Regions from separate parts of the Mus musculus genome. Here regions 1 and 3 are each linked to region 2. Evidence: chromatin loops called from intact Hi-C (ENCODE). Cell type or tissue: heart. All regions are shown on one strand.

Region 1 (8,000 bases), 620 kb after region 2:
ACTGTTGGGCGGAGCCTAGAAGGAAGGCTAACAGTTACTTTTCTGGACTTTGGAGGGAATGAATGCTGCTAAGGTGCCCTTGATCGGTGGAACAAAGGATTCTGAGCTTTCTTTACTCAGGGGATGGCATCAGTAGCAAAGGTTAGAGCAAAGAATGCGAATAGGAGGGAAGATTCTAGAGAAACATTCATGGTCTCATGAAATGTAGGGACCGCGTTAATACAGGTGCCAACCTGTGCGTATGTGCTTGCGTGAGTGCTGCATGCCTGCAAGCGTGTTTCCAGCAAGCTCAGTAGAGCAGTGAATGGGTTTAGAGTTGGGGTTAATGGAGCAGGAAGGGAGCTAGATCATAGGCAAGAAAATGTAGAGCACTGTATAGTTCAGGGAGGAAAAAAAGAACTGGGACCACTGAGATATGTTCGACTTGAGCGCAGTACTTGGGTCCTACATGGAGGAAACTGCCACAGGTTGTTCTGTGATCTCTGTGGTGTGTATGTTTTGCAAATTCATATATTCCTATATGGAACTGAAAAGAGGAGAGATGATGACCCGGTAATGAGTTGTCTTATAAGAATTTAGTGATTGAGCCATTAGCAGTTGGTTGAAAGCTAGGAGGAAGATTGCTCAGTCAGTGTTGTATTTGCCACACAATCGTGATAAACTGAGTGTGACTGTTATGAAATATAATGCAGTGAGGCCTGTGCCAAGGTGTGCCCCTGAGAAATTATGCCATGTAACAGATCTGGAATAAGGGGGTTTATTTGGGGGAATGGATATGAGTGAGGACATGGAGAATGGGTAGAGGCAGACATGTAGACATGGAGATAGGTAGACAGATGGGAACGGAGCCATGAGGGCAGAGAAGAGGATGGGGCACAGAGGACAGAAATGTGGAGAGACCAGGAACACACAGAAACAGAGAGAGCTGGAGTGGCCAGACAGTCCTTTTATAAGCAGCCCACCCTGATGCACAGTCAGGAGGCAGGTGATAAGCTAAGCCATTGCTGGATTCCAATGGGATCCTCTGTAAGCTAACAATGACCCCAAGAGCCCACATAAAATAGGCAAGAACTGAGGGCTGGTTCTCTTGAAAGACCCACAACGTGAGGACTCCCCCACATTCTGACTCAGGAGAGGCAACAATCCAAATCACTCACAAGAAACGGGCTTGCTGCAAACTACAAGAAGACTTTTATTCAAGAGCGCTCTCGGGCCCACGATCATACACCACGCAGGGGTAGAGGACCGTGGTGCCCAGAGTAGCTGGGTAAGGGGTTATTTAAAGGAAGAAACCACAACTCAAGGAAGTGGGGAGGGCGTTGTTGGAAAATACCAAAGATACCAGTTAAGAGTCCCAAGGAAGTGCAAAGTCACAAGAGTCACAAGGAATACCTGGTAATTGTTCGGGTTATCTCTCAAGACAGTTTCTAAGAGCCCCTAACAATAGCACATTCTTTGAATGAACACTCTTTGAACCCAGGAAGCGGGTGGGTGGAGGAATGTTGCTATCTGTTTTATGATTAGCATACCTTGGAGCATTGAGTCACAGAGGTCACATTCCCAAGCCTGGGCCTAAAGGCCTAGAATTTTGTTATATATTTGTTATACTTTCACTCTAACCACAGTGCCTAGAGATGGAGACAGGTCCATCCCAGAAGCTTGCTGGTCAGCTAGTCTAATAGCCAGAGAGCTTCAGGTTCAGTGTGACATCCTGGGTCAGAGAAATATTATATTATAAAAGGAGACACCTGACAGAGACATCTGAGCTCCACATGCGTGAGCACATTCTTGAATACCCCACCATGTACATACCTACACGTGAATACATACAAACACACAGAGAAACAGTTGACCACTTACTGCCTTTCTGAAATCACATAAGCGGTGACCAATGAGGCGAAGTTTGTGTTCTGTTGCAATAGGAGGTTCAATTATGTTTCTCATGTATGGCTACACCCTTGAACCTAATAATATGTCTCCCTCATAGGAGATTACACACAGCACATTACAAAAAGTAGGTACAAAGGATTAACTCACCCATGTGAGGTATCGTTTATGGGAGACATTGTTTTCTGAGTTAGAATCTGAACCAATCAAAATATCAGCAGTTATCGATCACAGTGAGACATTTTCATCCAGAGAGTGTGTATGGCATGATTGCACACAGAAAGGCCCGAGAAATGGTTCTGTCCTTGGGCCAAATGTAGGGCACAGGTCAGGAGACAGCAGCCACTCATGAAGGGAAGATAAGGCAAAAGTTGGAATATATTGAACCCCTAGCTAAGATTTGTGGAGATATTTGAGCAGAGGGTACCAGCCCCAAAAGTTGTCCTGCAGGAGCTTGCTATGCCATCCCAGTTTACTGTAGAAATGTAACTATGGTAACAGAGAGAGGGGACAGATTGGTGGGGGAGGATGCTGGGAGGGGTAGGGACTACTTGGGAAGCCTTTGGGAAAAGGCTGTGATTTTTCTAAAGTAGAGATTAAAAGGTGTGAAAGATTTTATGGTGAAACACCACATCAGCCTCGTGATTGCTTAGATTCGATTAAAAGCATCAATTTGTGGCCGGAAAGGCAGCTTCTGGGTAAAACAACTGCTTCGGAAAGCCTGAAGACCAGAGTTCAGGCTCTGGAAGCCCTGTTAATATAGGCGAGAATTAGACTTCCCAGAGCTGCCTTCTGACTCCCATATGCACGCACACGTTAACAATAAATACTTTTTTAAAAAGAAACATTTGTTTGTAACTTACTCTTCTGCTGTGGTTTACATTTGATTAAATTAAATGAAGAAAAGGTTGCAAACATCAAGCCTAACTTTGTGCAATTGGTTATAGCTCTTGATTTATTCTCCACTTTTCAGGAGAAGGCTCACATATTCCAAATGAAACATGCATCAGTATTTGAGTTGTGTGGTACCTTAGCAGTATTATTCTCAATGATGTATTAAAACATCTGAAGTGGAATGTGTTCTTATTCATTACAAGATTTTTATCGAGATCTGAATCACTCTACTAAATGTAATGCCTGGAAGTTGAAAGGGCGGCTGGTTTGGTACCAGTTATTTTTAAAGTATGATATAAATACACCTGGCACATTCTAGATAATGTATAAAACTTTTAGAGACTAATGGTGCCTTCCTTGATCCTGGGTGTAATTTGTCATTTTCAAACATAGTTAGGTCTCACTGCCCTCTAGTGGTTGGTGGCTTCTAAGCCTGTGGTCTGGTGAGAAAATTGGACATTAGAATATAACCCAAGACTTTACCCTCAATCTTGCCCATCAGTCACCATCTACCCACTCTTTCCTGCTCTGTGGGTCCAGGGAACACAGCCTCTGATCAGATCTATTGCCCAACTTTCTTGATTTGAGTCCCAATAGCCTTGATTATGTCCAGGAGAAAGGTACCCGCTAAAGGGTTCGTTATTTTTAGTGTCAAGTATTCTATTTATTATTTGAATATAAACATCATTTGTCACACTCACACAAGTTAGAGCTGCATACTAAGTGTCTATGAATCAAGCACGGTGTGGGCTTTTCTACTTGGAAAGGAGTTCTGTGTCTTTGATAGGGATGTGACTCTTTGGCCTTCCTTTGGTCTGGTGCTTGAAGCTGGGGGGAATCTGTTTCTCAAGCCAGCTCAGCAGGCGCTTGAGCTCATGTGTTGCAGGCTCCAAATACACCAAATATAGTTTAGATTGCTTGGTTTCTCTAATTCCAGTTGATCCAGATTTTCATTTTATCTGAAGTTTGTTTGTTTTTTTAAAATCAAGAAGCAGAATGCCAAATGGTTGTTTCTTTAAACCACAGCTATTAACCTTAAACCAGAGAAATACAGAGAATGAATTTTGAGCCCCTTAGACATTTGCAGGAAGATCTTCAGACTGGTTAACTGGGGGATAAAAATTCATCTCCCTCAAATGCCTGCTTGATGGTTTCAGGGTGTTGTGGCAGACCTTTGCTACTTTGTGTTCTTCTTTCTCCCTCCCCCACCCCAGCTTCCCCTCCTAACACTAGATAGGAGAGAAGCAAGGGTAGAGTGGAGAGAGACATTAGGAAAATCCCGAATCTAATTTCTTGCCTTTTGTTTCTTCTTTGACTATGGCTGTTAACAAACTACAGTCAACTTCCCTAAACTACCAATAACTACCCCCAAGAGCCTTAGCATTTATATACTCTCTGAAAAGTTCTCAGAATTCCAAATGTCACACAATCGCAGAAACTATCTGCAGCTGGCAAAACCATGCCTCATAGATGTCTACTTTTTTGAAGTGTAAGGCTCACAGCCAGTGCCCCAACAAGATCGGTTAGCACCTGTCCTTCATAAGTCAATGAAACAAACCAAATTAATGGTGAAAAGCAGAAGAGAGAGACTGATTGAATGTGACCACACTGAGAGGAGGGACAAATAGATCCAGCCCCTTCCCTCAACCACCTTCAGTATCTGAATTTCAATAGAAGGCAAGTGACTTGCATAATGAGGCAGCCCCAGGAAAGTTCTTCCCCACCCCCAGCCCCCAGCATCTTCACAGGCCAGTCCCACCTAAAGGATACCAGGAGAAGTTGTAAATCTTGTTCCCAGACAGTTCTTTCTCTGACTGCCCGGGAACTTTTTCATCTCCTAGGAGGAGATTGGGGTACCTTCATTTCTGGTGATTCATTGTTTGACTAGTGTGGCAGCCAACAGGAGGTGCACAAGGCAGGGGTTATATGCTTTTTTTTTTTTTTTTAGAACAATGTATTTTTTTCTCACCTAAGACTTCAAATTCATGTGGTCTGGTAGTCTTCCATTTCTAAACCATCCAGGACTGGATGGCTTTCTTTCTCTGAAAGGTAGTTAGTTTCATTCTGAAAGTGGCAGCAGGAGGACTGACCTGTGTGGTCAGTCACCGAGCTCTTCCCCACTTTTCCCAGGAAGTCCAATCTGGCTTTCTACTGTACTCATAGCTCTATCTGACAAACCAGAAGGTAGATGATGAAGCAGGAGGTGTGGAGTTGGGTGGTCAGCCTTCCAGTGGGTTTTACGACTGAGTTAGGTCAAGCCCTGCTTTTTCTCTTAACTTCCCACCCAATGATCTCCAGTCTCTCGAACCCACAGCCTCGAGAGCCGAGGTGTGCAGCGGTACTGGGGAGAGGTTCCGCATCTTCAGGGCAGAGAAGACCTATGCGGTGAAGGCTGGGCGCTGGTACTTTGAATTTGAGGCTGTCACTGCTGGAGACATGCGGGTGGGCTGGAGCAGGCCAGGCTGCCAACCAGATCTAGAACTGGGTTCTGATGACCGTGCCTTTGCTTTTGATGGCTTTAAGGTGAGTAGCTTGCTGAGTCCTGGCCTATCCCTGCTTGTATGTGCAGATGCCAAAACCCTTTCTGGTCTCACAGCAGACCTTGGACATGTCTCTTTAGTCATCTCAGGATTCTTTATTGCCCTACAGAACCAGTGAAATTTAGCAAAATGTTGTCAAAGAATGAGGTCTTCCTGGTCTATCAGAAATGGTAAAGAAGCCAGTTCTGTGGTGCATACGTTAATCCCAGCAGTGAGGAAGCTGAGGCAGGAGGATCACAAGCTCAGGTCCAACCTGGGCTTCGTGTAGAGAGACCTTATCTAAACAAACAAACAAACAAAGGGACTGGGCTTTGGTTTCATTCTTGCTGGTGACCAGACATAGTGAACCAGAGCAAGAAATAACCTTCAGAAATGGAAGTGACATTCCCGCTTCACTCAGAGACTACAGATAAGGAAAGATGTTCAACTCTGGGGACACAAGTAGGGTAAGGAGACAACAGAGGTGGGAGGGGAATTCTGAGTTGTAATGCCTTTGATGCATCATTAGTTTAAAAATTTAAAAGCAATATGTTGTAGTGAGACAATTATCAGTATTTTACACAAAGGCAGTAGCACATTATGTAAAAATCACAATGAAGGTGGCACTTCCAAATTAATTCAAAGGATTCATGTGACAAAGTAAGTCATATGAGTAATTTTTTACCTTTAAATGAGTGTAACCCAAACTCACATTTGAAACGTTGTATCTAAGTGTGTTTATAAGTGGGCTGGTATCCATGTTTGGTTTGGGGCTTGTTCATTTTCACAGATACCTTCGGAGTATTTTTAGGTGTGATTTGAAGCTTTGCTGATTTTAGAAAGGAACTGAGAAGTTTCCAGAATTTCATTTTGTTTAAGTAACATCAAGAAGGGGGGTTTCATTTTGAGAAAGGCAAACATGAGAAGGGGTTTTTCTTCCTTTCTTCCTTCCTCCTCTCCTCTCCCCTCCCCTCCTTTCCCCTTCTCTCTCTTTCTTTCTCTCTTTCTTTCTCTCTCTCTCTCTCTCTCTCTCTCTCTCTCTCTCTCTTTCTTTCTTTCTTTCTTTCTTTCTTTCTTTCTTTCTTTCTTTCTTTCTTTCTTTCTAGTGGTTGGCACCCAGCTTGATTCTCAGCTCTTAACTATACATTCGGGAGTAAAGAAGAATAGTCCATAGCCATAGTACATACAGTTAGATCAACTTTCAAAAGGATGAAATAGCATCTGGTTTATTCACAGTCCCTCCCCTGTGTACACAGTAGGGATTCAGACTCCCCTGACATCCCTTTATCCCCAGCCTGGCACTAGACTGGTAGTTCCAACTGAGATCATCCTATTGCTGCTGGTCTGTCTGACTCTGTAAAAAGGGACTCTTTCGCCTCTCACAGGCACAGCGGTGGCACCAGGGCAATGAACACTACGGGCGCTCATGGCAAGCTGGTGACGTCGTGGGCTGCATGGTTGATATGAATGAACACACCATGATGTTCACTCTGAACGGCGAGATCCTGCTGGATGATTCAGGCTCTGAGCTGGCATTCAAGGACTTTGATGTTGGTGATGGTAAGAGCCACGGTGTTCTGTCATTTGGGTTTGCAGACAATGCATGGCCAGGCCCAATAGTAGTTTTAGGGTGAGTGGGTGTGTAAGTTGCCTCTGTAAATGTCTGGGCACTATGGTGACATGTGGCTGATCTGGTCAAGCATGCTTGAGATTATTACAGCAGAAATGACACCTACCCTACTTACGTAGAGTTTTGATGAGGTGGGGGTGTCTGTGTGTACAGCAGAAAGAATGGTGGCCACTACAATGGTGTCCCACAACATTAACCCCTCATTCAGAACATTCCTGGTCCATCAGTGGATTAGAGCATTTTCTTATCTATTAACTTTATAAGAAAGGAAGGAGAATCTGACATGGCTCAGCAAGTCCCTCTGTCAGAATCTCGAGTGACAAAGGTGACTAAAGCCAGGTCTCACTTTCTTGTAGATTGCTGTTTGCCAGAGAGGTTGATACTATTAAATTCTATTCTGTGGGTAAATTCTACCATCAAGACATCAGGGTAGAGGTTTTGCAAAACACTAAATTAAAAACAAATAAACAACAAACAAACAAACACCCCAGAACTAGCCCGTGAGCTGACTATATCACTTTCGGGATATTCTCAGAGAATCCTTTGTCTTACCACAGCGATGCTTGCTCATGCATGTTCTCTGCTGCTGCTCTGTTCACAATAACCAGGAAATGGAATCAGCCTAGATGTCCATCAGTTGATGGACGGAGGGTGGAAATATGGTATATGCACACAATGGGATTAGATACAGATGTGAGAAAAAAAAAGGATTCTGAAAAAAAAAAGAGGATAGGACTGATAATCCACCCCAACTCAGAAAGACAAATAAGTTCTTTTTCATTCTTGGGTTTTTAATATTTCTATATGTGCATATGCATGAACATGGGTCCAGTTATATATAAGTCTCAAAACTAGAAAAGAAACCATGAGAGGGGAGAAAGGAGGTCTTGAGGGTCATAGGACACACAAGGCACGGGAAAGGGAGCACTGGGGCTGGAAGGACATGGGGTGGGGGAGGAGGGAGCATGAAAAAGGAGGAAAGACAAAAACAAGTGCCAGAGTGAAACCTATTGCAGTATCAGTTCTAATTAGCACACAAATTATGTGACATCCTCTTAATTGTCAGGTCC
Region 2 (8,000 bases):
TTATATTTTCATCCAATAATGATACTTGATGTTTTTCCTTCCTATTTGTATCTCCTTTGTCTTATTGCTCTAGCTAAGACTTCACATGTTATCTTGTTCCTGATTTTAGTGGATTTGTTTTAAGTTTCCACTTAAGATGATATTGACTGTGAGCTTGCTGTTAACTGCCTTTATTATGTTGAGGGATGTTTCTTGTATACCTACTCTCTCCAGTACTTTTATCATGAAGAGGTGTTAAATTTTTGTCAAAGGCCTTTTCTGCACATAATGAGATGATCATGTGTTTTTTTTGTCTTTCAGTTTGTTTATATGGTGGATTGCATCTATGGATTTATGTATGTTGAACCATTCTTGCATTATTGGTGTGAAGCCTATACGATCATGGTGGATGGTCTTTTTGATATGTTCATGTATCTAGTTTGCCTACCTGATCCCTGGCCTGGCCAGTGGGTTTCCAGGGAGTCTTGGGTCAGACAAAGGGATGGGTAAGGAAGGAAGGTTGTAGAAGGTCTGAATAGTACCCTGGGAATCAATATTTTTCTTTTAAACCAAACCTGGGCCAGAACATTGCCTGGGGAGGTAAAAGCACTCACCACCAAGCCTGACGACTTGAGTCAGATCCTGGGACCCACAGCATAGAGGGAAAGAACGTACTCTCACAAGTTGTCCTGTGACACACATATAAACAGTAAACGTTTTTAAAAGGGACCTAGTTGAGGCATAATTTAGAAACAATACATGCACCCATTTCAGTGAAACCATTTGGTGACCTTAGCAAATGGACATGCAGGTGTGACTATGTCCCCAGTCCTAACAGAATTTTAGCACCCCTACAAGTTATTTCTCTGCAGTCACTGTGATGACGTCAACACGGCCTAGCCCCAGGAGTACCAGGTAACCACCACCAAACCTGCTTCAATGTCACTGTGGCAAATGATATACACTGTGGACCACACAGGTGAGGATGGAGGCTCTGCCATCCATTTCTCTCCAGAGATGGGGCTCACCATTGCAATAGCATCAGACTTTCTGTACTTGTCTCCGACTGGAAATGTGGGAAACACAGCTGCTCTTTTAAAGGCTCTCTTGGCAAAGGTCCTGCATTTCTCTCCTTTGGATTAACATAGTCTCTCATCGTTAGCTTACCCTGGTTAAAGCAAACAGTACAGAATAAAAACCACCTTTCATGTATCTCTGCAGACAGTAACCTATGTCTACATGAGGTGTTCACTGCGGAGAACAACAAAAGAAGTCAAATACCGATTATGGTGACAAATTTTTCATAAAATTATTTAAGTAAACATGAAGTTTTAGTCCTTGATAAATATTCTCTTAGGAAATATATCGCAATGATAAATTAGTTTTGTTATTTAATATTGAGACATATGAATTATTTAATATGGCTAAATATTTTTTAACTGCCATATTCTGTTGTTGAGAATTTTACACTAATGTCTGAGTACATTCATAACCATAAGCTGAAAATACATAAGGAAATTGGAAACTGGATGTTTGGGACTTTTTAATAATTTAAAAAATATTTAATTATTAATAATTTATTTAATTAAATAATTCTGACTATGCCTGAATCTGTTATGAAAGGAAGGGTGACTAGTCCCCCAGTCCTTTCTTCTCACTAAGAGCTTCTTATTAAGGGCCTCCCTGAAGCCTGACGCCATGACTGGAAAAGCACTACCCTAGGAACATCTAGCCTGTCTTCTAATTGTGAGGACACAGGAGAAGAGCTGTTTCCAAAACCCTGAAACACATACCCAGTTATTTTTAAACTTTTATTTATGTATATGTGTGTGACTGCATGTGTGTTCATCTGTGTGTATGTGTGTGTATGTATGTTGATTTTTTTGGTTTGATTTATTATTGCTTTTTTGTTTTGTTTTGCTTTGCTTTGTTTTGTTTTGTTTTTTGTTTTCAAGATAGGGTTTCTCTATGTATTCCTGGATGTCCTGGAACTCACTCTGTATACCAGGCTGGCCTCGAGCTCAGAAGTCCACCTGCCTCTGCCTCCCAAGTGCTGGGATTAAAGGCGTGTGCCACCACCACCCAGCATGTATGTATGTATATGTGTGTATGTTTGTGAGTGTGTGTGTGTGTGTGTGTGTGTGTGTGTGTGTGTGTGTGTGTGTGTGAGTGAGTATATGTTTGTAGGGGGAAATTATATGTGTGTGTCTGGGGGTGGGTGGGTGTATGTCTGTATGTCTGTATGGGTGTATGTGTGGGTGTGGATGTGTGAACACTCTCTCGACAGTGTTTGCAAGTGCCAAGGACACAGAAGGAAGGCTGTCAGGCTTGGCCTCCGACACTTGATTACCCACCCAAGTTTATCTTTTGTTGAAAAAAGAAATGGGATTAGCTGGACACAGTGACACTTGCCAGTAATCCCAGCATCTTGAAGGTGGAGGCAGGGGGTCAGGAATTCAAGAACTTCATCATCTACACAGAATGTTCAAAGCCGTCCTGGGGTGCACGAGACTGGATTTATTAGCAAGACAGGGTTTCTCTATATAACCTTGGTTGTCACAGAGATCTGCCTGTCTCTACCTCCCCTCCAGAGTGCTGGGATTGAAGGCCACCACTGCCCATCGAGACTGTTGTTAAAAAGAAATGAAAGGGAGAGAAATGGAAGGGAAAGGAGAGGAGGGAACATGAAGGAAGGGAAGGGGTGAGGGAAGGAAAAGAGATGGAAGAGGGGAGGGGAGGGGGGAAAGAGAAGAATGAGGGAGGGGAGGGGAGGACAGACGGGGGAAAGGAGGTACGGATGTCATCAGCAAAATAAACTCAAAATGCAACGTCTACATCTGGCCACATACTCGAAAGCACTTTGAAAAGTGCTTGAAAACGGGGGAAAAAAAATACAGTGGTTCATATATCAACAAAATATCATGGTCTTAGAAGCAGTGGTTTAAACAAGATCTTAGCAATGAAGCCCAGGGATATCATTTTAATAGCTCTGATCGCTTGTTGCTGTGTGAATTTCTGAACATCAATAAAAAGAATTGAATGGAAAAGCCAAAACAAATCCTTTCTCAACTTTAGGAATATTTAACAAAACAACCCCCCCTGTCTTATGTAGCCCAGGCTGGCCTTGAGTTTTTGATCTTCCTGCCCCAATTTCTAGAGTTCTGGGATTAAAGGCATTTTCAACACACCCACATAATATTTTACTTTTAAAATAAATATTTTAAGTTTTGAGTTTGTTGTTTGTTTTTCAAGAAAAGGATTTGGAAATACACAATTGACAAGAAGCACCTGTTATACTTCTGAAGACCAGCAGGTGACACTAAAGTACCTCTCCCTGGTCTTCCATGTGGAACATAGAATTAGAAATGTATATACTGTTGCCTAAATACTGATTCATTAACCCTGAACATGTTGTAAAAATTTTCTAAAACAATGTTCAAATGCCATTTAGAGAGATACAGGATTTAAAAAATGTTTAGTGGTTCTCAGCTGTTGAGAAGCATTCAGTGATCTGCTTATAAACTCATTAAATTAGCGGTATGGGTAGCCCAAGTCTCTTCTCTTCTCTCTGCCTCATGCTACGCTTATTTTGTTGAATATTTGCCACTTCCGATATTGAAAACTGACATAGATTTTAGGACTAGAATCTACAGATAATAAATGGTTTATTTTATCTGTATTGCATATCTTTAAAAGTTGAGTACAGGTCTGAGGAGATGGTTTGGTAGGTAAAAAATGCTTACTGTGTATATAAGAGGACTTGAGTCTAAATTCCCAGGACCCATGTGGAAAAAAAAAAAAAGCTGTGTATGGTCTTTCAAGCCTGTAACCCAGGACAGAGTCAGTGTAGACAGGAGAATCACTGGGGCTTGCTGGCTGCCAGCCTAGCTCCAGATTCAGTGAGAGACCCTGTCTCAAGGGAATAAGGCAGAATGACATAGCAGGACACTGGATCTCCTCTCTGGCCTACACACACACACACACACTCACACATATACACACAAACATATACACTCACACATACATACACACTCACACACAAACACACAAATACACACATGCATATACACTCGCACATACACAATACATACACACATATACACACATACATATACACTCACACAAACACACATATACTCACACACACATACACACATATACACTCACACATACATGCACACATACACTCACACACACTCATACACACACATACACACATATATACAAACTCACATATACACAGTCACATACACACACATATACACTCACACATACATACACACAATATACTCACACTCATACACACACACATACACTCTCGAATACACACAAACACACATAACAGGTGTGAAAGATATGCATCTTTGTACATATCATGTGCATACTAAACTAGAAAGTGTTTAAGTAGCTTGACAGTGGTGGTACACACCCTTAATCCCAGTACTAGGGAAGCAAAGGCGGACAGATCTCTGTGAATTCCAGGCCAACCTGGATTCTGAGTGAATTCCAAGACAGCCAGGGCTACACAGAGAAACCCTGTCTCAAAAAAGCAGAAAAAGAAAAAAGAAAATGTTAAAGAAATAAAGTATATAAGTGATATTTATTATTTACTATTTAATAATATTACTGAAAGTAATATTCCTTGTTCCTGACAAAGACATTTTAAGACAATATCAATAATGTTTTAGGCATTACCACCCTTTAGGAAACAATTTGGAAACATGTGTCTGGAACTTGATATATGTGCATTCCAGTTAATGCACTCATTCTATTTCTGGAAGTCTTTAACAAGCTGACATTCCAGAGCCAGGAACAGACCATTATCATCCTATTGTGTGGGATGGCAGACTTTTTTTTCTTTTTTAATTATAGGGGTTGAAGAGAGGGCTCAGTGGTTAAGAGCACTAGCTACTTTTTCACAGAATCTGGGTTTGTTTCCCAGAAGCCACATAGCAGCTCACAACCTTCTGTAACTCTAGTTCCAGGGGAATCCAACACAGGGGATCTTATGGCCTTTGTAGGCTCCCGGCATACAAGTGGTACACACACACACACACACACACACACACACACACACACACACGCACCACAAAGACAAAATGCTCATACACATAAAATAAAAACCTACAGTTATATATTGTTAAGTATAAATATAGGTAATAGAAATACATATTTCTTTTCTTTTTTTGGATGGGGGCAAAGCTTTACTATGTAGCCCTGACTGTTCTAGAACTCACTATGTAGGCAAGGCTGGCCTTGAACTCACAGAGAACCACCAGCCTCTGCTTCCCCAAGTGCTGAGATTAATGGTATGTACCACCATACCATGTGTGTGTGTGTTTCAAAAACTGTAGTTTGATAACTTTAAACAAAAGCAATTAAAGGTATTTTTCTTCCTTTTTTTTTTTTTTTTTTGAGACAGGGTTTCTCTGTGTAGCCCTGGCTGTCCTGGAACTCACTTTGTAGACCAGGCTGGCCTCGAACTCAGAATTCTGCCTGCCTCTGCCTCCGGAGTGCTGGGATTAAAGGCGTGTGCCACCACGCCTTTAGGTATTTTTCTAAGTTATCCAAGCATATCAATAACTTTTTGTATATTGTGTCATTTTCTGTTGTAAATCAACCTCTAAGATTTTAAAGCTTAATATGCACTGTTAAGTTTTTCCCCTTAAACAACTACATGTAAGAAACTTACTAGAGACAACATACCAGCACTTCAATAGAGCATTTTTCTTCTCACGATATGTGAATGGCATGTCTTTCTGAGGAGAACAGTTGCATCCTTTGAAGAAGGCTCTTAGTGCTGGGGGTCAGTTTTCTACGGATAAGGAGCCAGGGAGCGGATGGCATCCTGCTAAAGACAGGATGGGAAACACCACAGTAACAGAGTGCTTGCCTAACATGTGCAAAGCTATGGGTTTAGGTGTGCTTGTGTGCATGCATGCATGCATGCATACATGTGTGTGCACATGTTAAACATTGGGAAATCTTACATTCAGTATCTCAGAGAAGCTTCCTGAAAAAAGAAAAAAAAACAGTATTGTACAGGCAAAATTGTTAAGCTTGTTTTGTTATTTATTTTGTGTGCATGGGTGTTTAGCCTGTGTGCATATCATGTGAGGTACCTGGTGGCTTCAGAGGCCAGAGGAGGTCATTAGATTCCCTGGTTTGGAGTTATAGAGTAAGCCACCACGTGGGTGCTGGGAATTGAACCGGGGTCCTCTGGAAGAGCAATCAGTGTTCTTACCTGCTGAACCATCTCTCCAGCATATATTATTTTTAATTATGTGTGTGCATGAGGTAAGACTGTGCACTGTGTGCATGTGAGTATTAGTGTCCAAGGTTCGAGACATCAGATCCCACATCCAGCCTGTCTCAGGGAGCTGGAGTTGCAAGCAACTGCAAGCTGTTCCAGTTGATGCTGGGAACTAACCCAGATCTTCTTCAAGAGCAATACATGCTCTTAACTTCTGAGCTACCTCTCCAGCCCTGAAAGGACTTTTATTTTTGTAAATTGCCACTTCATTTGGGTAAGGTGGTGCATGGCTTTAATCCTAGCACAGATGAAGCAGGGACAAGTAGGTCTCTATAGCTCTCTGTAGGCTTTTATTTTTCAAAAGCTACTTAATAAGGGTTCTTTAACCCTTTAATGATTTAGCCTACCTTCTAGCCCACCACCCACCAGAGGTAGTGGACAGGAAAGGTAAACAGGGCAGAGGAGGATGTGGACCTGTTTAGAAATAGTTCATTGAGGCTATTCCAGTCTTCATTGTCAGGATAGCAGCAGTTCACACAGTGAACTTGATCCACTTGCAGGCAATAGCTGTTCAATCTAGAAGAAATCGAAAGGCTCTTCCAATCCCCCCGAGTCCAAGAAAGTGGCAAGAAGCTGCCGGAGCACCACCAGAAGCTCTTTGGTGGTGTTTCTCTCTACACAGTCACGACAAAACAATGATCATTGAAGAAGGCAAGGTGAACCAATGCCACAGCATCGTCAGCGAAGACCAAAGTATGGCAAGGCCACACTGTATCAGCCACTGTCTGTTGGGTTATATTTACACCCTTTCCAAACATCATGTGTTCTCTCAAGCATCTTCCCTAGCAAAAGAGCACACACCCTTTTTTCAGGCAGCTTCCAGGAAAACACCACATTTCTGTTCTCAGTAAAACATTCTCCCACGTGTCTGCTTCAGCAAAAAACCCTCTCATAAGACAGTTTCCAGAAAAACATTACATGACACAACTGAGTCTCCAAAGAAACCAGAAATTTCCACTTCAAATCTCTGTGAATTCAAGGCCAGCTAAAGCTACATAGTGAGATTCTGTTTTAAAAGGTAAGAAAGTAAATAAATAAATTAATTTTTCTTATTTTTTGTTTGTTTAAAAGATAGATTTATTTATTTTATTATATGTAAGTACACTGTAGCTGTGTTCAGACACTTTTTCTTCACTCTCTGGCCCTGCCTGCTCCCGCCCCACTCACTCTGGCCCAAAGATTTATTTATTTATCATATGTAAGTACACTGTAGCTGTCTTCAGACACATCAGAAGAGGGCATCAGATCTCATTATGGGTGGTTGGGAGCCACCATGTGGTTGCTGGGATTTGAACTCAGGACCTCCAGAAAGAGCAGTCAGTGCTCTTAACCACTGAGCCATCTCTCCAGCCATGTTTGTTTGTTTTTGATTTTCAAGATGGTGTTTCTCTGTCTAGCCCTGGTTCTCCTGGAACTCACTCTGTAGATCAGGCTGGCCTCACATTCAGAGATCCCTTTGCCTCTGCCTCCCAAGTGCTGGGATTAGAGGCATGTGCCATTACTGCCCTGCTGACAAATCACTTTTTAGAAGAAAAATCTAAAGATTTTATGTAAAGATTTCTAAAACTCTAAAAAGATACCAGAAAAGGGAATGTGAAACAAAAACTACTGGGAAATAAGAACCCTCTGAGAGCTATTGAGGTTGTCGCTCTCTGGTGCCTGTACTTATAGGAGAGGGCTGGCTTCATGGAGGGAATCAACAGACCTG
Region 3 (8,000 bases), 90 kb after region 2:
AGGAGCGGTGAATTCAAGTGGTTGTATGTATCTGTGGCCCACCATTTAAAATGCAGGCTTTTGGAGAGTTTGTTTCATTTATCTGTGAGCAGTTACCTTCAGCAGATATTTACAAGATCCTCCCTGCTGGGAACTGTGGGGATCCTGAGTTGTGTTTGTCTTTTACTTTGTTGCTGTTAGTATCATTATTCTCTAATGGGAATTCTAATTAGTCATCCATCAGTCAATTCTTTGGGAGCTAAACCAGAGACCTTTTTCCTCACAGCTCTGAGAATGGCCTCAGTGTGTTGGTCTGGCTGGGAGATGGATCCTTCCCTGTTTTTTAAGGCATTCCTCACCCTGTGGCAGCATTGATCCAGTTGAACCTCTGTCTTCACGGGGCCTTATGTCCTGCTGGGCTAAGAGATCTGCTTACTTCAGGGTGATCTCACCTTCGCCTGTTCCCTTCTGGGAAGACCCTTCTGCATAATGTCCAGTCACAGCTTTAGGAAATGAGCACATGGGCTATTCAGCCCACAGCAGGGAGCTTTCAGTTAGCAATCTGGTCATTTACCAATCCAAACCCCGTGAGGTGCTATCACTCAGACAGCAATGGAAACACTCTTTGTGCTTTCTCCTAAGCTCTGGAACATAGAAACGCCCCGTTCCAGCTCTCCTCTCCAAACTTAGCATGGATTCATGTAGTATCTCGTGGACTTTCCCATGTGGTAATGAACTGCACAGAACTCTTGAATTAATATCCAGCGTGGATTAATAGATTCATATCTCTGCTCATTAGTGCCTGGCCCAAGTGGAAGGCCAGGGTCGATTTCAAATGTGTTCATGGCTGTCTGCAGGATCACCACCATGGCTGCCCTGGCCATACTCGCATACTCGTCTGTTCATAGGTTTTGCCTTAGTCTCTGGGTACTAGGCTGGGTATTCAGTTACCCTTCACCTTGTCCTTCTGGCTGAAGGTATGCTTTAGCACTGTCATTTTCTCCTCCCTTTCCTCCCCTCCCTTCTCCTCCCCCTCCTGTCCTGTTCTCCCCTCCCCTCCCCTCCCCCTTCCTTCCAGTTCTCTGAGCAAGGTCTTTTCTATACTTTCCAAACTGATCTTGAATCTACTATATAATCCAGGCTGGCCCAGAACCAGGGCCAACCCCTGCCTCAACCTCCCAAGTGCTGGAGTCACAGGCACGTGACGCTCTGCCTGATTATTCCCTTTCCTCCTCTTCCCTTTAAAGACCCAGAATGCTTATAGCCATATTAGCCATGGCTGTAGAGGGCCTTGTGCAGGAATCGCCTAACTGTTGAGACAGTGATGGTCTTGGGTGCAGCACGCGCTGGGACATAGCCACTGCTTTACCATTACCGTAGGTGTTTTTATGTCTGCTGTCCACTGTCACGGCAGCTTTCCCATCGAGTCCCCCTCTCTGCTCATTTGCTGTCCTGACAGTCCCACACAGCCTGCTGTCAGCTTAGTGATGACTCTTGGTCAATCCTTGCATCCCACCTGCTATTTTGGCCCTCTTACTGTGATAATTTGTATTGATTTCTGAATCCAGGTGTGGGCTATCCTGAGGCTAACTGACCTCCTTAGCCATGAACTTCTCTTGAAGTGGAAACTGGAAACATTCTTCCTTACCTTCAACAGGTGGTAGAAACTGTATCCACCTTGACCCTGTTTGGAGGTGAGCTCTGAGTTTAGGTCTGTGGGCTTATTGTAAGCTTGTAGAGGGATCTTGTTGACCTCAGACCTATGCGCTAGGAGTCTAGGAGCCTCGTGTGCTTGTCTTGTAATTTAGGCTTCTCCTCACCAGCCGTCCCTTCTCTCTGCAAGCTTTCCTTTCTGTTCCTTTGGCGGTTCTCACAGGCACTCAGGACAGAGACTTTGCAAGTATGACTTTGATTTGAGCCAGACTTAGACAGCGGCCACATGGCGGGGCAGGCTCCCTTCAAGACCTCCCAGAGGAAGCGGTTATTAGAAGCCTGCTCACTGTTAGAGCATCCAAGCCCTTAACCCTCATTTCTCCCCACAGATTTAGTGCACATGGGCAGACCCTCCCAGATGAAAGAGCTGCAGTAACTCACATGTCCTGTTACTATCTTGCTTTTTCTGGTGCAGAGGGAAGGATGTGGAACAGAAGTCTCACCCTTCACTTTCTGTGTTTAGGTTTAATTTCTATGATTCCTGCCTCCTTTCCTGCCCTGCCTCCTCAATAGGGAGACTGGGTCTAAGGAGGCAGTTCTTGGTTGTTTTTTTGTTTGTTTTTAGTCTAGTTTTCTTTAACACTTTCTGCTCACATGGTGTTCCTGTTGCGTTCTAAAGGTTCAGTAGACATAAACATGAATGACAGAGTATCATTTTGAACCCCTTGTTCACTGACCCTACCAAGTTCATGGACAGGTCAAAACAACAACAACAACAACAAACTCCACTTACCAAACTTGATATCATAGGAGGAAAGCACGTGTGGTCACCAGGGTCCTTTGCTCTTCTGATTGGTCTTACAGCAGCAAATACAGTGACAGCCACATATATATATGTGTGTGTGTGACAACCCCTTTCTTTAGATGTTTTGTTTCTCTTGGGGGGAAGGTAGCTATGTTTGAAGGTGTTAAGGACAACCCTTATCCCACACGGTGAGTTTCATCACTCTCCCTGGGTGGTTTCCAGAGCAGATAGATACCACGAATGTGAGGATGGGGCTGGGAAGTAGGAGGACATCCCCACACACCTCCACTCCCCACCCCCATTCCCCACCCCCATCCCCCACCCCCACCCCACCCCTGTCTCTAGCATCTTTCCAAGGAACCTATCTTTCTCAGAGACAAAGTTGTGAGAGTCAGAAACAAGACTAACAAAAATGGGGTAATGATCTGGATGCATGCTATAGGAATCTCCATGTTAACATGTTATATACACTTTTAAAAGCCCATTGAAGAAGGCAGGGCACAGGCCCTCAGTTGGACCATTCAAATATCCTATTCCTAGGACTTGCAAGATGGCTGAGCATCTGGATAAAGGCTCAGTCTTACCAACAAGCCTGAGCCCTTGGCTCCACCTGGTGGAAGGAAAGAATTGACTCTTAGGAATTATCCTTTAACTTACATGTGTCTTCCGTAGAATATGTGTGTGCACATATATGCATGTGCTCAAACACACATCCACATCCACATACTGAATAAATGGGTAAAAACGTAATCCTAAAATAACTATTCTGGGATCGTGTCAGTGCTGTCCAGCTGCCCTGAGGTTCAGGGTCATGGGCCCATGAAACATGAAGCAGAGTGGTCGGTATAAGCCGATGAGTGCCTCCCTCCGTTCACCGTGGTTTCTCCTCTTCGCCTGTGTGTGTCCGTGTCCCGTGTTATTTTTTCCCCCTCAGACATTGTCAACACTCCCAAACCCGATGAAAGAGCCATCATGACTTACGTTTCCTGCTTCTACCATGCTTTCGCGGGAGCGGAGCAGGTACTCCTCCCCTGTGCGCGCAGCCGACCGCGCTGCTCTTCCGTGTGCGCGTGTGCATCTCTGGGTGTGTGTCTGTGTGCTTCACATCTGACCTTGGAATATCAGTGTTTCATAACGACCTAACACAGCAAGTTCCCAACTGCTAGTCATCTTAAAAAATCCAATCACTCACACAAACAAGCAAAAAAATCCTTTAGACCATAACCAAAGTGTTTTTCTTCTATTCCCCGCCCCCCAGGATATGTCTTCCATTTTATTAGAAGACTGTTAGAAACATTTGTACATTCTGGGGAGCAGAGTGCCTTGAAGGGTGTGCTGCATGCATTGAGTGGCGAAGGGCAGGCGACTAGGAGACAGAAATGCCTCTGCCATGTTTGTTGTTCTTGGTTGCCTGGAAACGACCTTTTATTCAGTGGTTTGCTCCATTATAACAGACTAACTGTATGTTTAGTCGACGGAACAAAAGGGTTACGACCTCAGAAGCACTCACCTGCCTCAGAACAGTTTGAGGGAAATTATGAGAGACCAGTCATCCACCTCCTGCAGCTTCATCTGTCTCTGCTGCTCACCCCTGTACGTGGGGAACCCTTATGGACGGACAGACAGAATGTGCCCTGTTTCTGCCATCTTTGTAAAGGCCACCACTGAGAGATGATGGTAATCGGGATCATTGTGCTCAGGAGAATTAGGGCTTTAGAGGGCCGGACTTTGGGGAGAGTGTCCAGTGGCTTCTCTAGGCCAAGTTTTGGATTGTCCTGGGCTGCACAGTGGTGTCCAATCTGTAGCCAAAGGTTGCAAAAATGTGCGTGTATTTACTTGGCCTTACACTGAAACATGATATTGTCACCTACAAAGTTCACACTCAAGAACTCTGTAATGAAGTCTCACACACACATGCACACGCACAAGCACAGGCACACGCACACACACATTTAAGTTGGATTGGTGGGATGGCTTAGACAATAAAAGCACTTGCTGCTAAGCCTGACATCCTGAGTTCAACCCCCAGGACCCACATGGTAGAAAAAGAGAAGACACTACAAATTGTCCTGATGTCCACATATGTGTCTTTATACACATAATCTACACCTGTGCCCAGTCATTGTACACACACATACACACACACATGAAATAAAATGTAAAAACAACAAGTAAAGCCAGGCATGGGAGTATACTCCTTAAATCTCATATCTTGGGAGACAGAGGCAAGCAGATTTCTGTAAATTTGAGGCCAGCCTGGTCTACGTATTGAGTTCCAGGCCAGCCAGGACTACATAGTGAGTGAGACTCTGTCTGAAAACAAAGAAACGTCTCCCTCCAAAAAGCCCAAAGAATTCAATACTTTACTACTTGGTGTTGGGATATATTCATTGCTATCCTGGTTACATGTGGCACCTGGGTCATGAGTTGGACACCTCTGCTTTAGAACAGGCACAGCGCTCTTCTTGGTCCATCCTAGAAACGTGTTAAGAGGCACGTGACTCAAGTTCCCTTCAAGATAATGACCAAGGATTATGTATTGGTTCATTGTATTTACTGCTCTTGTAGATTAAACAATGAAACAACATCTTAAGGCACGCTCATCTCCAACATCCCATCTAGAAAGTTCTTCCATGGATTCAAGGTCAATAACATGGATACATTCAGGACCCAACCTCTTCAGCTTTGATTTCTGAAGGCCAGGGTCATTCCAACCCATAGCCGTAGGGTCTATTCAGGAGTATTTAGCTGGATAGTCAGGGACCTGAGACCTTGGTTTCCTCGACCTACATATTTCTGTTACTAACTTGCTTGATGTTTTATAAAGTTTGTACTTTAGACTAATGATATCTCCCCATTATTCCCTACAGTATATTCAGCCTGCCGTGTAAGTCTGTGTGAAAACTAAAAAAAAAAAAAAAAAAAAGGTGTGAACTGATTCACCCCCTCTATCTTCCCCACCCTGACCCAGACTGCACCATCTTCAGCACGCCCTCTTCTCCATCCTGCCCCGCCCCCACATCTGGCTTTACGTGTGTCTGCGAGCATACCCTCGTCGCCCAGCCATCCTGTTTACCTATTGTGTTTTGCAGGCCGAGACAGCAGCTAACAGAATATGTAAGGTTCTTGCTGTGAATCAAGAGAATGAGAGGCTGATGGAAGAATATGAGAGGCTAGCGAGTGAGGTAAAGGAAATGGGGGCAGCTCCGTCCCATCTGCCTGCAGCCAGGGGTGAGGCAGAGGCTGCAAACGGACTGTCCATGTTTATTTTTTGCACTTTTCATCTCAGAGAGAGTGAGAGCAGAAAATACATCTGGTCTCAGGCTGCTTATCCTAAAGCAACATGCCGGGTACCTGGTGCCAGTGTCCCTGCCCGTCCCCCTGCCCCCACCGTGGCCTTGGCAAAGACCCCAAAGCTACATGTGTTGATGTGGTAGGAAGGGAATCTAGTCTTAGCTCTGTCCCTGTAAGGTCAGAATCGGTAACTTGTAGCCTGTGGGCTACTGCCATCTTGTAGGGCACTGTTTGTATCAAGGGCCCTGTTCAGCACTGTGACCTCATGTGAAAAGAATTTGCAAAGCCTTTTGGGAGGAGGAGGTGTGGTGTGCATGTGTGTGCGTGCGCGCACAGGCCCTGAGAGGGATCTGGGATGACAGCTCACCTTCCAAACCCTTTGAGCCTTAGGGACGAATTTTTGTAGCTCTTTATCCAAATTCTTGATTTGAGCAATGCATTTACAGTTCTTTTATTTATTTATTTATTTATTTATTTATTTTTATTTATTTTTGTCCTTAGCATAGAGGGTACCAGGACATCCTTGTTACTAACCCTGTGTTATTTTTGTAACACAAGCCCAGGCTGAGGGACCCAAGAGCTGTGTCTTCTGAGATAGAACTCAAGTACAGATCCATAGTCAAGACCAGATAACTTAAACTAAATCTTAAAAATAGTTTAAATGGTTAAAAAAGAATAAATGCAAGACTAGATAGTTTTTATGTTAATTTGATTCAACCAATAATTGCTATGTGCTGTGAAAAGCAATGATCAGCACAAGTGAGAGGTAAACCATCCCAAATACTTACTTGATGGGAACTCAATCAAGTAAACTAAATAAACTAAATATATACCTTCATGCTGCTGCTGTGGGAAGTTTAGCTGTTTGATTCCCTACCACTCTTTTTTTTTTCTTTTGTAATTGTTACTATTGCTGTGTAAAACAAAACAAAACAAAACAAAACAAAACAAAACAACCACCTCATTTGTTGGCATCAAGGAGTCCTTGACTTTACAAGAGAAGTCTATTCAGCACAGAAAGAATGCCAGGAATTTTCTTACTTCTTGTAAACTTAGTTTCTCCCTCACAGCTGTGATAAGACAATCTTACAGAAGCATTGTGGGGGAGACATGGTTTATTCTAACTCACAGTTCCAAGGGAGTGCGGTCCATTATGGGGAAGGAGGCATGGCAACAGAATCCTGAGGCAAGTCGGTCACTTTGTATCCACAGTCAAGAAGCAGAGAGAACAGGAAGCAAGGCCAGGCTATAATAACTTCCCAAAACAGCGCTACCTGCTGGGGAGCATGTACACACGAGCCTCTGAGGGACACTCCTGTTCAATGATGATTGGAGGTGTCATCACTGAAACTCCGTTTCATTCTAGCTTCCCACAGCATCAGTAGACATAAGAGTAAATAGAAGGGGAGCTGGAGAGATGGCAGAGAGATGGCTCAGCAGTTATGAGTCTGGCTGCTTTCCCACAGGACCTGGGTTTGAGTCCCAGCACCCACATGGTGGTTAACAACTGTCTGAACCCCCGGTTCCAGAAGGACCTGACAGCCTCTTTGGCCTCTGAAGGCACTTCATGCATGTGGTGCACAAATATACATTCAGGCAAATTGCCCATATGTATCAAATAAGAAGTAAAATTTCAAAACAAACTAAAAACTAGAAGAATAAACTAAGTGTCTAGGTCTCTGAGGCCTGGATACTGACTCAGGAGAAGGGCAGTCACTAGATTTTGGGGAATTCACTAGGATTTCACTCACTGCCTGTGGAGTTTCATAAAAACTAGGCGATGAAGCCTACCTGGCCCAGAATCTGCCCAGGCTTGTAGTACAATTCTCTAGCGAGTAAACTCATTAGATCTGAGCTTTGTTTTTTTCAACCGAAACATTTGACATTCAACCCAGTTCCTTGCTGAGTGCATCAACTCCATTCTTCTTGTTTTTTTTTTTTTTTTCCTTTTAATTTTGTTTTCCCTCTTAGAATTTGGAGGCTCCATCCAGCATTTGTCTGCTAATGTCTGGTTGCTGCGTTTCTTGTAAATGTCACATTTTTGTCAAACACGACTCCGTGTGCTGACCTGAAGTTCGAGTTAAACCTGTGTGTGGTCTCATCGGGGTGGTCACCGTGGCCCTGGGTGGACACTGTCATTCATTGCACCATGCATAGAGCTGCAGTCCCCAATTTAAGTCAGTACAGTTGTTACCATGCTCAGTCATTGGGAGCCTTGGGGGAGCTGGTCCCAGTTATCGGGCCCCTTTGTTCTTGAACTGGAAACAGT

Evidence for each region. Peaks named below come from ENCODE experiments on the same cell type or tissue, not always from the same donor. Only the 100,000 strongest peaks of a DNase experiment are listed, where the experiment ranks them.
Region 1: a loop joins it to region 2, with 4 times the contacts of the local background. A loop is called at or near these places in 5 of 42 quality-filtered maps.
Region 3: it touches region 2 in a loop (10-fold over the local background); 26 of 42 quality-filtered maps call a loop at or near these places.

The regions. Positions count from the first base shown.
Region 1 is chr13:11,758,531-11,766,530 of GRCm38, reverse strand. It overlaps Ryr2 (ryanodine receptor 2, cardiac), which reads left to right. Exons shown (of 105, transcript NM_023868.2): 28 at 5,096-5,304; 29 at 6,686-6,860. Among named protein-coding and RNA genes, the nearest start is that of Ryr2, 340 kb to the left of the region's middle. In heart, a CTCF peak has its summit at 3,190 (motif pointing left); no DNase peak of the experiment used is centred here.
Region 2 is chr13:12,381,792-12,389,791 of GRCm38, reverse strand. No RefSeq gene overlaps it. Among named protein-coding and RNA genes, the nearest start is that of Heatr1, 9.6 kb to the left of the region's middle. In heart, a CTCF peak has its summit at 3,289 (motif pointing right); no DNase peak of the experiment used is centred here; H3K27ac peaks cover 1,878 bases.
Region 3 is chr13:12,291,932-12,299,931 of GRCm38, reverse strand. It overlaps Actn2 (actinin alpha 2), which reads left to right. Exons shown (of 21, transcript NM_033268.4): 8 at 3,372-3,457; 9 at 5,530-5,622. Among named protein-coding and RNA genes, the nearest start is that of Gm40667, 14 kb to the left of the region's middle. In heart, a CTCF peak has its summit at 3,058 (motif pointing left); a DNase peak (open chromatin) is centred at 5,961; H3K27ac peaks cover 3,627 bases.